2 separate regions of the Homo sapiens genome follow, and region 2 is linked to region 1. A link is a contact called in ENCODE Hi-C or POLR2A ChIA-PET data. All regions are on one chromosome and are shown on one strand. The core of a region is the stretch at or near the end of the contact, and the rest is flanking DNA. Distances in the headings are between cores, read along the strand shown. Region 1 holds the start of TNFRSF1B (TNF receptor superfamily member 1B). Region 2 overlaps VPS13D (vacuolar protein sorting 13 homolog D).

What was found. Hi-C counts contacts between places; a loop is a spot of excess contacts on that map. ChIA-PET counts read pairs that join two places held with the same protein, here RNA polymerase II (POLR2A). Pooled maps may share reads with other maps.
Region 2: a pooled map shows a loop between it and region 1 (2.2-fold over the local background). The contact joins the enhancer-like site here to the promoter of TNFRSF1B in region 1. A Hi-C loop is called at or near these places in 8 of 50 pooled maps. POLR2A ChIA-PET finds 5 or more read pairs at or near these places in 3 of 52 experiments (activated CD4-positive, alpha-beta memory T cell, activated CD8-positive, alpha-beta memory T cell and activated naive CD4-positive, alpha-beta T cell).

The regions. Positions count from the first base shown.
Region 1 is chr1:12,164,056-12,171,479 of GRCh38, forward strand. TNFRSF1B (TNF receptor superfamily member 1B) reads left to right here and starts at 2,936. Exons shown (of 10, transcript NM_001066.3): 1 at 2,936-3,114. The coding sequence starts at 3,037. MIR7846 (microRNA 7846) reads left to right here and starts at 2,888; the gene lies at 2,888-2,983. RefSeq lists silencers at 2,772-3,081, 3,092-3,321 and an enhancer at 3,362-4,003.
Region 2 is chr1:12,508,235-12,515,658 of GRCh38, forward strand. VPS13D (vacuolar protein sorting 13 homolog D) reads left to right here. Exons shown (of 70, transcript NM_015378.4): 70 at 659-3,813. The coding sequence ends at 790. Among named protein-coding and RNA genes, the nearest start is that of SNORA59A, 4.7 kb to the left of the region's middle. RefSeq lists an enhancer at 175-676. Within about 2 kb of position 2,602, at least 17 of the 41 ENCODE cell types and tissues checked have a DNase peak (open chromatin) inside an H3K27ac peak, as active enhancers do.

The DNA of each region.
Region 1 (7,424 bases), core at 1,686-4,185:
GGGGACAGAGCCTGAAGGCCAGAGCCTCATCGGGAGGCCCAGAGCATCATGGGTGGGAGATAGAGCCAGGGCTGGGCTGTGGGGCAGAAGGAGAGAGTCCAGGCCCTCCACACTGCCTCTGCTGTCCCTGAGTTTTACCATATTCCCCAGTGGCAGGTACAATATGGTGAGTGTCAAGATCAATCCCCCCCCCACCCACACTGAAGAAAAAGTCCCGGACCACGTGTGCAGGTCATGTGGAGAGACAAACTGGTTCAGCCAGAACTGGCCATCGCCACCTCCAGCCTAAATAAGATGTGGGGTTGGAGAAGCCAAGAGAGAGGATTTTGGGGAAGGAGTCACCATTGGGCTGAGTGCCCCCTGCTGCCCTTTGGAGCGGAGAGGGCACTTCCTCTTACCTTGGGCCAAGCAGGAGGGGATACGAGGGAGCCATCTGGGGGCTTCATATCCCAGGAGTTTAAGGACCATAACACAGGTGGAAGATTCTTGTCTATTTTGTCCACTGCTGAGTCCCCAGCACTCCAGGGCTGGCACACAGTAGGTGCTTAATAAAGGAGCCTGTGGCTGGATGGACCTGAGCCAGCATTGCTGGAGTGAGCCAGGGTGCACGGAGAGTTAGCTGGGCTGCTATTGGTGCGCAGCAAAGGGCAGGCAACCATGGACCCCAGCGAGGAGGCCAGCCTGACCATCTCCATCCCAAAGTGCTTCCTAGTAGGTAAGGCGGCCTCAGCAGGAGAAGCCAGGAGGACACCATCCTGTAGGAGCTGAAGGGGAGGTGGTGAATTGTGGCCAGCAGGAGGTGCAGGCATTTCAGGTGCTGGGGAGCTGTGGCCAGTGGAGTCAGTAAGAAGGTCTCCAAGAAACCTGCACTAGAGCCCCAGAGAGAATGAGCTGGAAACTGTCCCCAAAGTCCCCAGTGCCAGATGGGTGACAACTTTGGCTGCCATGGAACACTGTGCCCTTTCCTTCCCAAACCCTCACCCCTGGGCCTGACCCTGGAGTCAAGAACTGCACTTGGCAGAGTTCAGAGAGAAGTCGCCTGCTCTCAAGCCTGGGTCGGCCTGGAGAAGGGGAGAAGCCCCATGTTGCATAGAGATTAAGCTTGAATTCGTTCCCAGGATGGGACCTAAGCCTGGGAGGATCCCCACCTTCAGGAGGTGATGGTGCCATTCACTGGGATAGGGAAACTGGCAGGAGGAGCCGGTTGTTGAGGGTTGGGGGTGCAGACAGTCTGTTGGTCCCATTGGTCTTGAGGTGTGTGGGGGACAACTAGAGAGAACTATTGTCCCCTGCTTCCACGAGGTGACATCTCCCTCCTGCCTTCAGCTCTATTTTAGGGATCAAGGAGTCCTTGGAGCTGCTCCTAGGCATTCTCATAAGGGCCAGAAGAGCTCTGCATGTCTGTCCAGCGGCTCTGCAGAGTTAAGGCTGTGGGTCATACCAGCCACACCCTCAGCGTGGTCCATGTCACAGAAACATGTGGAAACCAGGTGATTTCCCAGCCTCCTGGTCAGGAGGTGGGGTTTTCCATCCCCAGGGAGTCACTTCCCAGTTTCTCACTCAGCACTCAGCACCTAGAAGCACCATCCTTGCAGGCTCCACTGTGGGGCTGGTGGCCGGGAGCAAGGGTCTCTGTACCTCTTCAGGCAGCCTGCAGTGAGGAAACAGGGAACAGAATAGCCTCCTGCCACCCAGCCCACCCCAACCCTTAGAAATGCCCTATGTGCTGGGGGCTAGGACCCCCGTAATCCAGGGCTGGAGGAATGTGCTCTGGCCCCGCAGGGCTGGCCCTGTATTAGGGCTGGCACTCAAAGTGGGGATGGGGGGACAGATTGCAGCTGGAATGGGTGCTCGGTCATGATGTAAATCCTGGGGAAGCCAGCTCTCCTGGGCCTGGTCTCAGCAGCCCCTCAGGGCCCTGCAGCTTCCCTGGTGACATTCTCTCCCAGCCTCTGTTCATCTGCCCCCTGCCTGGGCAGGAGACTTGAGCAGGGAAGTGCAGAGTCTTCTCCCTGTGAGAAGGCTGGATGCGTGTTTAAGGATAAATGAACACGCGAAGAGTAGTAACAACAGCCAAGATTTATAAATGCCTATTGTTATATATGTAGATACTTACTTAAGTATATATAAAGTACAGACTGCATTATGTATATTACATATCTTTAAATTTTTAGAATAGTCCTATGAGGTCAGTTCAGAGATCCAGACCCAGGTGGTCTGGCTCTAGAGTCTAAACAGGCCGAGTGCAGTGGCTCACACCTATAATCCCAGCACCTTGGGAGGCCAGAGGCGGGAAGATCACTTGAGGGTGGGAAGAACACGTGAGCTCAGGAGTTCGAGACCAGCCTGGACAACATGGCGAAACCCCATCTCTATAAAGAAATCAGCCTAGCATGGTGGCCCGAGCCTGTAGTCCCAGCTACTCGGGAGGCTGAGGTGGGAGGATCGCTTGAGCGCAGGAGTTGGAGGCTGCAGTGAGCTATGGGTGAAAGAGTGAGACCTTGTCTCAAAAAAAATTAAAAAATAAGAATTAAATATATTTAAAATAGAGTCTAAATAAGTGAATGATCTAGAATTCTCTTGGTTCCCCTAAAGCAGCTGTCAGCTTTGGGGGATGTTTTTCCAAATTAGTGCCTCACCCTCACGGGACAGGGAAGCCTGTGGGAGCTGGGAGGGCAGGTGGAGGCCGGGCAGGTGGAGGCCGGGCAGGTGGAGATGGTGATTCGAAGAGGAGGGGACGATAGGAGGAGGTTGAGGGGTCACCCGAGTGCTGGGAGTGACGCTGGAGGTATCGGCCCAGCGATGCTGGAGTGGTCGGGTCGGAGGCCCAGCAGCGTCTGGGGAGGGGCGTGGGGGAGGCGTGTCCAAGGCCGGCTGGCCCCGCCCCGCCCCGCCGCCTGGCCTCTGGCCCGCTGGGGCGCGGGCTTTCGCTTTCAGTCGAGGGCTAGCGAGCGCAGCGGAGCCTGGAGAGAAGGCGCTGGGCTGCGAGGGCGCGAGGGCGCGAGGGCAGGGGGCAACCGGACCCCGCCCGCACCCATGGCGCCCGTCGCCGTCTGGGCCGCGCTGGCCGTCGGACTGGAGCTCTGGGCTGCGGCGCACGCCTTGCCCGCCCAGGTGGGTGACTCGCGCGGCCCACGGGGGACAGCCGCCCCGCATGTCCACCCGGCTGGTGCGCAGCCTTCGGGTGCCCGGGCCGCGCTCTCCCGGGGCGCTGTCACGGGCTGGGAGGCTGGGAGTCCCAGTCGCCGCCCCCCATCCGCATCAGACACGCGCGCCTCTGGGGACCCGCTGGGGACTCCGGGCCCGGCACACGTGCGCTCGGGGCACAACTCTGGCCCCCGAAGCCCCTCTTACCCGCGTCGTGACAGGGGCGCACCCTGGTTCCTCCGCGAGCGCAGGCCGGGGCATTTGGGGCTGAGCAGCGGGTCCTGGGCAGACCCCCGCTAGACCCGGGACCCCTCTTCCCTCACCCCGGCGACTGCCGCGACAGCCCTTCCCTCCCACGCGGTGGAGAAGGGGCTGTGCCGGGGCGCTGCCCCACTGCCCACGCCGGGCACCCTCTTCAAAAGACTTCCTTTTCCTCTGGGCGACGGTTTTCCGATTTCTTAGAAATACCAGGGTCCTGTGTCTGAAGAGCAGGACCAGGTGTGTGTCAGGTCCACTGAGGGCACAGCTGGAGGGCGAGCTGCCTGTCTGCTTCCTCCGATGCGTCCGGGGGCTACTGCAGAGTCTGTTTTCTGCGGCCTCTGGGGACAGGGCAAGCGAGGGAGGTCTGGGCTGGTAATCGAGCAAGGCAAATGAAGTCTCCGGGGGCCGCAGGAAAATGGAGACAGCAGAAACCCTAGGGCTCCTATTCAATATGAACGTCACTCCCACAGTAGCAACGGGCGTACAAGGGACTGTGCACCCTTTGCCTGTTTTTGACTGTCTCCTGGTCTGGTAACATAGGATAACCCCATTTTTGTTTTACTGTCTCCATGGTTTGGTAAGATAAGATAAACCATTTTTTAGAGAAGGAAAACTGAGGCTCAGAGAACTTGTATTTCATGGAAGGGTCTGGGGGGAACTCTTCCTCCAAAGGGGGCCTCTCCTGCCTTCGGCCCCTGTGCCCTGAGGCTGCGGGGAAGGTGGGCGTTCATCCTTCCTCAGAGCCGCCCCTGATGGACACATGGCCCATCTGCCCCCATCTGACATCTTGACCGAGGAGGAAGGTGGGAGGTGGCACTGGCTTCTGTGGTGACATAAGGTGACTTGTTGATCTGAGGCCAGAGAGTCCAGTTCTTGTGGGTGGAAGATGGGGGCTGTCAGACTAGAATTGACTCACCGACAGTGGGTGTCAGGAGTGGGTCCTGGAGAACTGCCCCAGAGTAAGTCCTGGGTGGCCTTTGGGTCAGGAGAGTCCCCACTCTAGGGCCGAGTGTGAATGGGGACGACCGTGGTCCCCAGCTTGACTTTGGGGTCATGCCATATACTCTGGCCTCAGAGGGGGTCTTCCTGCCGCTGAGCTTGGGCCTGCCTGGGTGAACTCTGGGGTCATGTGAGCCCCTGGATGGGAGAGGGGTGTCAGGCACAGGGCTCAGCAGGACACCAGGCTGCAGTCCTGGAGTAGCTGGAGGAGGTTCCCTCCCACTTCCTTCCCTTCCTGACCAGCTCCTGCGGCAGCTCATATTCCCTCCTCCCTCATCCCTGCTCCCCACGACCCCACCCGGACTATTGCCGCAGCCTTGTAGCTGGTCTCCCGGCCCTGCCCCCTCTCCCGCTGATCCTTGGCAGAGAGACCCTTCTCAAGCATGAGGCACCTCTCTGTTTGCCTGGGGAGCCTCCTGTGGCTCCCAATGGTTGAGGCAGAAACTCCCCTGGAGATCCCAGGCCAGAGTAAGGTACCTGAACTCTTCCTCGCGCCTCCCTGCACATGTGCTCCCCCGCCTCTGTAGAACTGATGATGGTCATCGTGTGTGTCATTGTGCAAAAAGCATTGTCCGTGCCATCCCCTCTCCAAGGGACACTTCTTACCCCTATCCTTCAAGGCCTTCTGCAAATGCCATTCTCTCCAGGAAAGCCTTTCCGCATTCTCAGTTGGATTTGATCTTCTCTTCGAACTCCCAGGCCCTTTTGTTCCCTTTGAGGACAGATTGCATTCTGCTTTTTAATCTAGCTGTGTTTTATCCCCCTCAGTGGATGGAAGGTGTCTTCAGGGCCAGAACTGTGGGTTCCTCTTCCTTCTCATCAGTAGCATCGCCATAGCTCCTGATTTCTGAACACCCACTAAACACCAGGCACTGGGCTAGGTACTTTGTCACAAAATTTCACTGAAACCTCCCTTACAGCAACTCCCAAGAGGTGGGTGGTGCCGTTTGTCTTTAGAGATGTGGAAACTGAGGCGTTTCCCAGGATCACAGAGCTGGGGGCCGGGGAGCTGGGGGTGGGATTTGAATGCAGGTCTGCCTGATTCCCAAGCTCCTTTCACTGCACCCTCCCCGTGCCCGTATCTGCACTCATGCTCCCAGCCAGGCCCTCACACACAGTGGGTTCTCAGGATGGAAGTCAACTGAGCTGCAGAAGAAGCCCCCAGGAGACCTGAGCTAGCCATGGACGCAGCCGACTCACTGCCAGCAGGGCTTTTGCCCCGTTTAAAAGTCTTATTTGCCAGCTGGTATGGAAAACATCATTCATTCATTTAGCCATTTATTCATTTGACAAAGAAATGCCAGTAAACCTGGCAGTAGGTGAGTGCTTGGTGCCCTCTGATGGGGATGAGCAGGGTCTGGGCTGTCTGGGGAGGAGGATGAGGGGTCTCTGCCTGATGGGCCTGGCCCACCTACCCCTGGAAGTCTTGGTGCTGAGGTGCCACTATTTGCCTCCTCATCACCCAGGGCCTGGGGCCAGTTTGGGTTAGGGGAGAGGTTGGGGGCTCCCAGGCTGGATGTCAAAGAGGAGTTGGGTGATCTGGGGTACCTGCTGGCCCTGGGGGCTCTTCCCTCCTTCCACCACGTCTCTGTCTCTTTGCCCTCTGTCTGAAATCCCAGTGGGGACCCTGTGTGTTGACTGAGGGTGTGGTCTGTTGGTCAGGCACGTCTTCAGAGGGCAATGGGTAGGTGGCCAGGCACCCTGAGGCAGGGCCATTCATTCATTCATTCATTCCCCAAAGTTCATGGACACACCTAGTCCAAGCCCAGCCCAGTGCCTGGCTCTGGGGACCTCAAGATGACTCCAGCTCCAATCCTCTAGGAGCTACACTACCAATAGGTCACAGACCTCACAGACCTGGGCTCTGTCCCAACTGCCCTTATGAGCTTAGCTGAGCTAGTAAGCCTATGTTCTCATCTGTGGTTGTGGAAAGTATTCCCTGCCTGGCCTTTGTCACAGAGCCATGGGTGTGAAAGGCTGAGAACCTGCCGGGCATTCTTACGTCAGAGGTGACCCTGCCATCCTGGCACCTGGCACAGTGGCTCCCCGTAGCACTGTCCCTCCCCACGGCTGGGTGACGCTTTATGGTCCTTACTATGCAATGTTTTCTGGAGGAGTAGCAGGGACGGTTGTGCGTGGGAAGGGGAAGAGTTTTGCCGGAGCCATGGCATGTATGTTACACCCGACTCTACACCAACTCACTTCTTACTTTTTTTCTGAGATGGAGTCTTGCTCTGTTGCTCAGGCTGGAGTGCAGTGGCGACATCTCTGCTCACTGCAGTCTCCATCTGCCTCTTGGGTTCAAACGATTCTCCTGCCTCAGCCTCCAGAGTAGCTGGGACTACAGGCATGCACCACCATGCCCAACTAATTTTTTTTTTTTTTGTATTTTTAGTAGAGTCGGGGTTTCACCATATTGCCCAGGATGGTCTTGGACCCCTGACCTCAAGTGATCCTCCCGCCTCAGCCTCCCAAAGTGCTGGGATTACAAGCATGTGCCACTGTGCCTGGCCCGTTCTCACTTCTTCTTCTTTTTTTCTATTTAATTTTTTTTTATTGAGATAGAGTCTTACTCTGTCACCCAGGCTGGAGTGCAGTGGCCCAATCTCTGCTCACTGCAACCTCCACCTCCTGGGTTCAAGCAATTTTCCCACCTCAGCCTCCCAAGTAGCTGGGATTACAGGTGTGTGCCACCATGCCCGGCTAATTTTTCCTTTTTTTTTTTTTTTTTAGTAGAGACCGGGTTTTGCCATGTTGGCCAGGCTGGTCTCGAACTCCTGAACTCAAGTGATCCACCTGCCTCGGCCTCCCGAAGTGCTGGGATTATAGGCGTGAGCCACCCCACCCAGCCCCATTCTCACTTTTAAGCCATGCTTTTCTGTCCTCAGATGTGCTGCACACACACCTGCTCCAGGGCCTTTGCACTTGCTTTCCCCATCACCTCCAATACTCCTCCTGCTGACGTCTCTTGGTCTCCTTCCCTCGCTTCCTTCTGCTGAAGTAGACAATCCTGCCTG
Region 2 (7,424 bases), core at 1,352-3,851, 340 kb after region 1:
GAAAGACCTAGAGGCTTTTGTTCGCTGATTCTTCTTCCTTCATCAGCCATCACCAGACCTTAGATGTGAATCCCCCATTCTTGCTCTTGGTCTTACCTCTGCAGATCAGTTATGGCCGTGGGGGGGAGTTCCCAAATGTCAGGTGAGTATGGGTTGGCTGTACAGTCCTGGGGAATGTTTAAAAAGACCGGCTGGGCGCAGTGGCTCATGCCTGTAATCCCAGCACTTTGGGAGGCCGAGGCGGGCGGATCACGAGGTCAGGAGTTCGAGACCATCCTGGCTAACACGGTGAAACCCCATCTCTACTTAAAAAAAAAAAAAAAAAAAAAAATCGTTAGCTGTGCACATGCCTGTAGTCCCAGCTACTCGGGAGGCTGAGGCAGGAGAATCGCTTGAACCCGGGAGGCGGAGGTTGCAGTGAACCAAGATTGCGCCTAGGCGACAGAGACTCCGTCTCAAAAAAAAAAAAAAAATTGCAGGGACCCACCCCAGACTTGTGAGTGCGAGTGAAGCAGGAGCAGCCCTGGCCATCACTGTTTCTTTGACGTGTACATCCCATCCTGAGATGCAGCTGGGCTGGGAGCCGCCACCTGGGTGGATCTGATTCCTGGATTTCCCCATCCTGGGGACAGGTGACCCATCCTGTTCTCCTCCTTAGGTCCATGTGAAATCTGAGGTCCTTGCTGTCAAGTTGTCACAAGAAATAAACTACGCAAAGAGCCTCTACTATGAACAGCAGCTTATGTTAAGACTCAGCGAAAACCGAGAGCAGCTGGAGCTGGACTCCTGAAGCCCCGCTGCTGAGATGGGCGCTCCCGACACAGCGCAGACCCACCAGGAGGAAAGAGGCCCAGCTCTCAGCTGACGATGGAGGCAGAACCGGAGTCGGGTTTGGGGAAGTTGTCAAGGAATGAGGGAAAGTAAATCCTCATGAGGAAAAGTACAAATGGAAATCGTATTAATTTGTGAGGCAGGGAGTTATTTTAGATTATGGGAAATAATTTTTAAAGGTATTGGTTAAATAACGTTTAAAAACATGTACTGAGATGAATCTAATTTTTAGATTGCCCTGTATTTTGTTAACATGTATATATGTACAACAGTGTGTTTGTAAATATATAGGAACGTTTCTGAACAGGGTCTGTGCTATGTGTAAAGGTTTGTTAACTGTAAAGTAATATAAAGTTATATTGGATCTTCTATTGCACTAATTCTAGATGTCTAATTCAGGATACTGTCTATAGAAAGGCATTCTTAAAAGTTAAAGAATGTTACGTCTTAGTTTTGGAGACTAAAGTATTCCCAGTAAAGTGGGTTGAGGTGAGGGCTGTGGTCCTGAAAGGGACGCCTTTGACATCGTGGCTGTCCAGTTGGGCTGTGAGCTGTGGCACCCAGGACTGGCGCTGGCCCTTCAGAAGGATCTAGGAGAGGGGCTTGGGAGCCCACTTTTAATTTCTCACCCCCATTTTACAAAGAGTGCTTAGATTCTTACAAATTATGATGTAAGTTATCCATTTGGCTTTTTCCTAACTAGTCTTACCAAACTTAGGGGGAAACCTGTGCTCCATTACCACATGGGTGCAAGTCAGCATTGTAAGTTTTCTCAGGTTATTATTATTAGAGAGGTTGGAAACATTGGTAAACTCTGTTGATTGAGAAGGAAAAAAAAAGTCCCATTGAACTGTTGCAACAAATCAGAAATCCACATAAAAGTGCTCTCCTGCCTGGGCAGCAACAACCAAGAACAAAGCCCCGGGACTGTTTTCTTTTTAATAAAGCCACAGGCAGGCATCGTAGCTCCACAGCCCGAGGGGACACAGGATGGAAACCCCAGGATGAGAAGGGAGCAGGGAGAGTTCCAGAAAGGGGGATGAAATAGGAGTATTAAAAAGCTGCGTTGGTAAGTTTTTCATGGAACCAAGATTTGACAAAGGCATCTCTTATCCTTGGTTTTAAATTCCTGCTGGGAGCAAGGCCTGGTATGAGCGCCCTGGGTCTTGTTTTTGGTGTTTCGCTTTTCTGTAAGGATTAAGCAGATAGGGAGAAGGGAAAAGGGGCCTCACTTTAGAATGAATGAGTCACCTTGTGATTTTTAAATTTTTATTTTAATAAAGCTAATCAATTTCTACAACCTTGTCACATGTAGCTGAGTCTGGGATGACTCAGTGGATCAGTGGATGCGTGGAAGGTTTTGGTGTTTATAACTCATGACCCAAATCCTTCCAAGACACAAATGAAGCTAATCTTCTTCCCCTCCCTTTCCTCTCCCACTTCCCCTCTGTGTCTGTGTCTGTGTGTGTGTGTGTGTGTGTGTGTGTGTGCGCGCGCGCGCGTGCATGCAGAGAGGAAGGAAGGGAGCTTTAGCACAAGTAGCTACATAGTGTTCAAGGATCAGCTTTCTTGAACTCCGAGGCTTGGTTGCCTTTGCTGAACTCCAAGTTAGTGGATTGCAGAATGGAAACTTGGCTTTTGCGGCACTGGGTGAGTTTTAGTTTGTGTGTGTCTTGCTGGGGGGTGGTGATGATTGTCTCAGCACTCACGCACTGCACAAGATGGCAGCAGGATACAGCACTGCACAAGATGGCAGCTCCTCTGCAGCTTCCTCCTCAGCCTCCCTCCTTGCACCCCCACAGGTTTGGCTTGTGGTTTTTGTCATCAGTAACCTACTGCCTGAGATCATGATCTCTTAAAAGATGAGACTCTCGGAAGGGTTGATTGTATGCGTCAGTGAGCCTTCTATCACCTTCTGGAACAAAGTCACTTGAAATCTCTTGATGAGATTAAGGAGTTTAGTGTTACTAAGAAAATCTGCTTTGGGCCGCAGCAGTGCTGGGTGTTCTCAGACCTGACTGAGGAAGTTAGCTGCGGGCTGCCCTGTGGGCTGGTGCTTCAGGAGGAATCCAGAGAAGTGTTCAGATGCCCCCCTTGGGCTCCTTTCTAATTTTAATCAGCTCTTTAAATAGCTGCCCATCTCCTGTGATTGCACAACCAAGCACTTTGACATTTGCACCTTAGGAGAGGCAGATGTTAAAATGGAATCCAAAGACCACCTAGGGCGGGGCTGGGTGGGAGATGGGAGGGCCAACTGCGAGCTGCTCCACTTCTCAGCTCTCCCCTGCCCTGCAGCCCTGGGCCAGACAAGGCCAGAAGGTTTCAGGGGCATTTGACATCCCCTCCTGGTTCTCACCAGGAAAACATCCAAAGCTTTGGAGGAAACAGGCCCTGCCCCTGGCTCCTTAAATGCCCCGTCTCTTTGTAAACTGATATTCAGCCAGCAATGCCTAAGACTTTGTTAAGATCATTTCTACTGCTTTTCTTTCTGCTTCAAACACACAGTTCGTCTCTGAGGAAAGTAAAATAAATGGAATAAGAGTAAATTGGGTAAGGAGATATCCAAAGCTACCCAGTCCCTTGACCCAGCACAGTTGGCCGACCCGTGTCACTCCCTGGCTGTCGCTGCTTCTCTGTGCTCACTGAAGGGTGAGCCAGGCCAGTGCTTCCCCAGCCCCTGGGCCTGGTCACTACACAGTGGAAAACAGACAAGCGGCCCCTTCCCCAAATCCCAAGAGTGTCTTGCTGCTTGGTGGGTGCTCATCGCAATGTTCTGAAGGCTCCAGGGCCACTTTGTTTGTAAGTATGATCTGGGCCTCAAAATACCATAGTAGCTGCTTGATAAAATTCTAAAAATATCTGGTTCTCTATTATGTAAACACTATTACAGTCACCAGTGTGTGAAGACTCTTGAGTCTGGTTCTCATATCAGAGTCATCATTTTTCTTCCTGTGGAATAAAATGCCTTGTGGACTTCCCAAACTTGTTCTTTTGTTTTCTTCTGGTCTCTTGGTGATCCACAGCTTCTAGAGCTATCACCAGTGACAAATACCAAACATAGTGTGATGTTCACAATAAAATGTGGCCTCTGCCCCCAGGCCTGGGGAAGCACCCCCACACCTTAACCAGTCTCAGCCTCCCAAGAGTAAGTAGTAGTCTCCGCGCTACACTGGCTGCTGATCAGTCCATTCTGAGGTTCCTGGTCCAAGCCCCAGCAGGACAGACGTCACACTTAGGGTTTAGGCAGCTGAAGAAGAAACAGCAAAGGAGGCCGGGCATGGTGACTCATGCCTGTAATCCCAGCACTTTGGGAGGCTGAGGCAGGCGGATCACAAGGTCAGGAGATTGAGACCATCCTGGCTAACATGATGAAACCTCATCTCTAACCCCGACTATATCGCCCCTCTCTATTCCATCCACTCCACCTCAAAATTAATAACCTTGTGTGTCGCCCAAATTTTCACCACGTTATATAATTATGTGTATAACTAAAACTACAAAAAATTAGCTGGGCATGGTGGTGGGCGCCTGTAGTCCCAGCTACTTGGGAGGCTGAGGCAGGAGAATCACTTGAACCCGGGAGGCGGAGGTTGCAGTGAGCCGAGATCACACCGCTGCACTCCAGCCTGGCACAACAGCCTGGCAACTCTGTCTCAACAACAACAACAACAACAACAAAACAGCAAAGGAGGCTCAGCAGGATCATCCAGAGATGGAGTGACACCAGGAGGGTATGGATCCTAGAAGCTGAGGCCAGAAAGGTTTCAAAGACTACCGAGGGCTGCTACTAAGTCAGGTGGGATTCGGACCAACAATTATCAGTGGACCTAGCAATGCTGAAGTCACTAGAGACCTTTCTAAGAGCTGTTTCAATGGAGCATTGGAGGTGAAAGCCGGGTTGGAGTAGATTCAAGAGGAAAATGGAAGGAGAGAAATAACAACAGCTCTCTACAGGAATCTGGCCATAAATGGAGAGAACTGACCGGAAATTCAAGAGGGCAGGGAAGGAATAAGGGAGAAGAGGGCCTGGCGGGCCAGGAAGATGGGTGGAGGTGGGGGAGCTTGAGATTCCATTGATTGCTCCTGATTTCTCACATCAGGCAAGAATGAATACAGGGCGGGAAGTGATGCTGATTTGGAGAGAGAGAAGGTGCACGTAGTCATGTAGGGTAACGGGAAAGGGAATAGGCCACAGAAGCATGGTATGTTTGCCGGGCGACATTAAGGACCCATTTGACGTTGATGACCGTGAATGTACAGTGGAATCGGGCAGCCTGGCTGTATTCTTGTCCGGCCACATGTAGCTGCACAGCTTCAGTGTTGTAGAACAGGCAAAGAACTGGCTTTAATCAAGAAATGTTCCCCTCACCTATTCAAGTACCTCATCCACCATTGCCCAGTTGAACTGGCCAAGAGCCAATCAGAACAAAATGTCAACAGAAATCCAAAAGCCTAGAGAAGGGAGGGGCTACGCTTTCCAAACCAAAGCACAGCTTCTGAAGACTATGCCCCTTCCAAGTGGGAGAGACAGTGGAAGGTGTGGTTAACAACCCCCACACGCGCACACAATTAGACTCTTTTCAGGGGTTCACAGATGCAGTGGGACAGTCAGTGTTTGACAGTGAACCAGCCAGGCACTCCAGGGCATGGGGATGTCATTGACATAGAAAGGGTATGTGTATGACGATCTTCCATTTCCTCAGCCAAATTCAGCAAGCCGTCTTGCAGGTATTGGTTGGCTGCAAACACAGCTTTCACCCCAGCTCTTTAGACCAAGAATGTGATTTCTAGCACCGTAAGAGATACTTGATGTTTGCTGTTCACTGGACACTGCATCCCAAGACCCTAATAACAGAAAGTGCTTCCTGAAAACACACCCAAGCATGTTCATTATTATTTAGAAGTTTGGATTAACCTGGAAGAGCACTTCTTCAGGAAATTGGAAGTGAGATTGCACTCGCATCTGCAAGGGTCTTGAAGATCATCCAAGTTGTGGCTCTCTGGCTGAGGGCATGATAAAAGCAATCATAAAGACCAAAGAAAGGGACTGTAAACCTAGCGCTTTAGGAAGCCAAGCCAGGAGGATCAAGACCAGCCTGGGCAACAGAGGGAGACCCTGTCTCTACAAAAAAAAAAAAAAAAAAAGGTCGGGCATGGTGATGGATGCCTGCAGTCCCAGCTTCTTGAGAGGCTGAGGCAAGAGGATCACTTAAGCCCAGGAGGTTAAGGCTGCAGTGAGTTATGACTGCACCACTGTACTCTAGCCTGGGTGACAGAGCAAGACTGTGTCAAAAAAAACTCACTGCTGAATAATCCTACTGACACTTTTTAAAAGTAGTCTTCCCTTTTTGCTCCCCCCACTATATCGCCCCTCTCTATTCCATCCACTCCACCTCAAAATTAATAACCTTGTGTGTCGCCCAAATTTTCACGACGTTATATAATTATGTATGGTTTCATAAGCAGATATACATATTCATAGATTCCTAACATTTGTGTTTACAAAAATGGAATCTATTAAACACTGTTCTGTGACTTGCTTTTTTTTCTCACTGTTCCCTCAGGCTGGTATCACTCTAGTTTATTCTCTGAAGTGCTGCATGTTCATTAATGATGTAAGTGTTCTATAATTTACTCACCTATTCCTGCTTCAATGGGCATTCACTTTGCTTTCCAGCTGCTTCCACCCTGCCCCGAAGATCAACACTGCAATAGATGCCCTCCTATGTATGCATTTACACGCCAGTTCTATTTCTGTGCAGTCCTTTCCCGGGAGCTGATTAGTTAGGAGGTATGTTCCGGACCACTTTCCCCCAGTGCTGGTAGGAATGTGAAGGGCAGCACCCATCTCTGCGCCTCTTACCTGTGTGATGGGTACGAAGTGATAGTTCATTGTTACTTTATCTTGCGTGTCCCCAGCAGCGAATTTGACCATCGTTTTGTTTGTTGGCATTTGGATTTACTGTTAGGAATGGCATTTGCTGAATTATAGCAAATGCCTTTCAGCATCTGTTATTATGAACAGTTTATTATTATACTGTTTCTTCTCCTTTAATTTTTGTTTAAGTAACATGTTGATAGATTTCCTGATATGGAACCACTCTTAATCCCTGGAATTAATGGATTCCACTTGGATAAAATGTGTTAGTTTGTTATTCTTTTGATACATTCCTGGCTCTTTTTGCTAATATTTTGAGTCTTGGCACTTTTTAAGTGAAAGGGGCCTATAATTTTCTTTTTTTCAGAGTAACCTTTTTTTTTTTTCTTTTGAGACAGGGTCTCACTCTGTTGCCCAGGCTGGAGGGCAGTGGCTCAGTCTTGGCTCACCGCAACCTTGAACTCCTGGGCTCAAGCGATCCTCCCACCTCTTCTTCCCATGGAGCTGGGGCTATAGGCGTGTGCCACCTTGCCTGGCTAATTTTTTTTATTTTGAGTAGAGATCGGGTCTTACTGTGTTGCCCAGGCTGGTCTCAAACTCCTGGACTCAACTGATCCACCTGCCTCAGCTTCCCAAAGTGCTGGGATTATAGGCATGAACCACTGTGCCCGGTCTCTTCATCAGACTTTAGGATGAAAATTATGCTGTCTTCGTA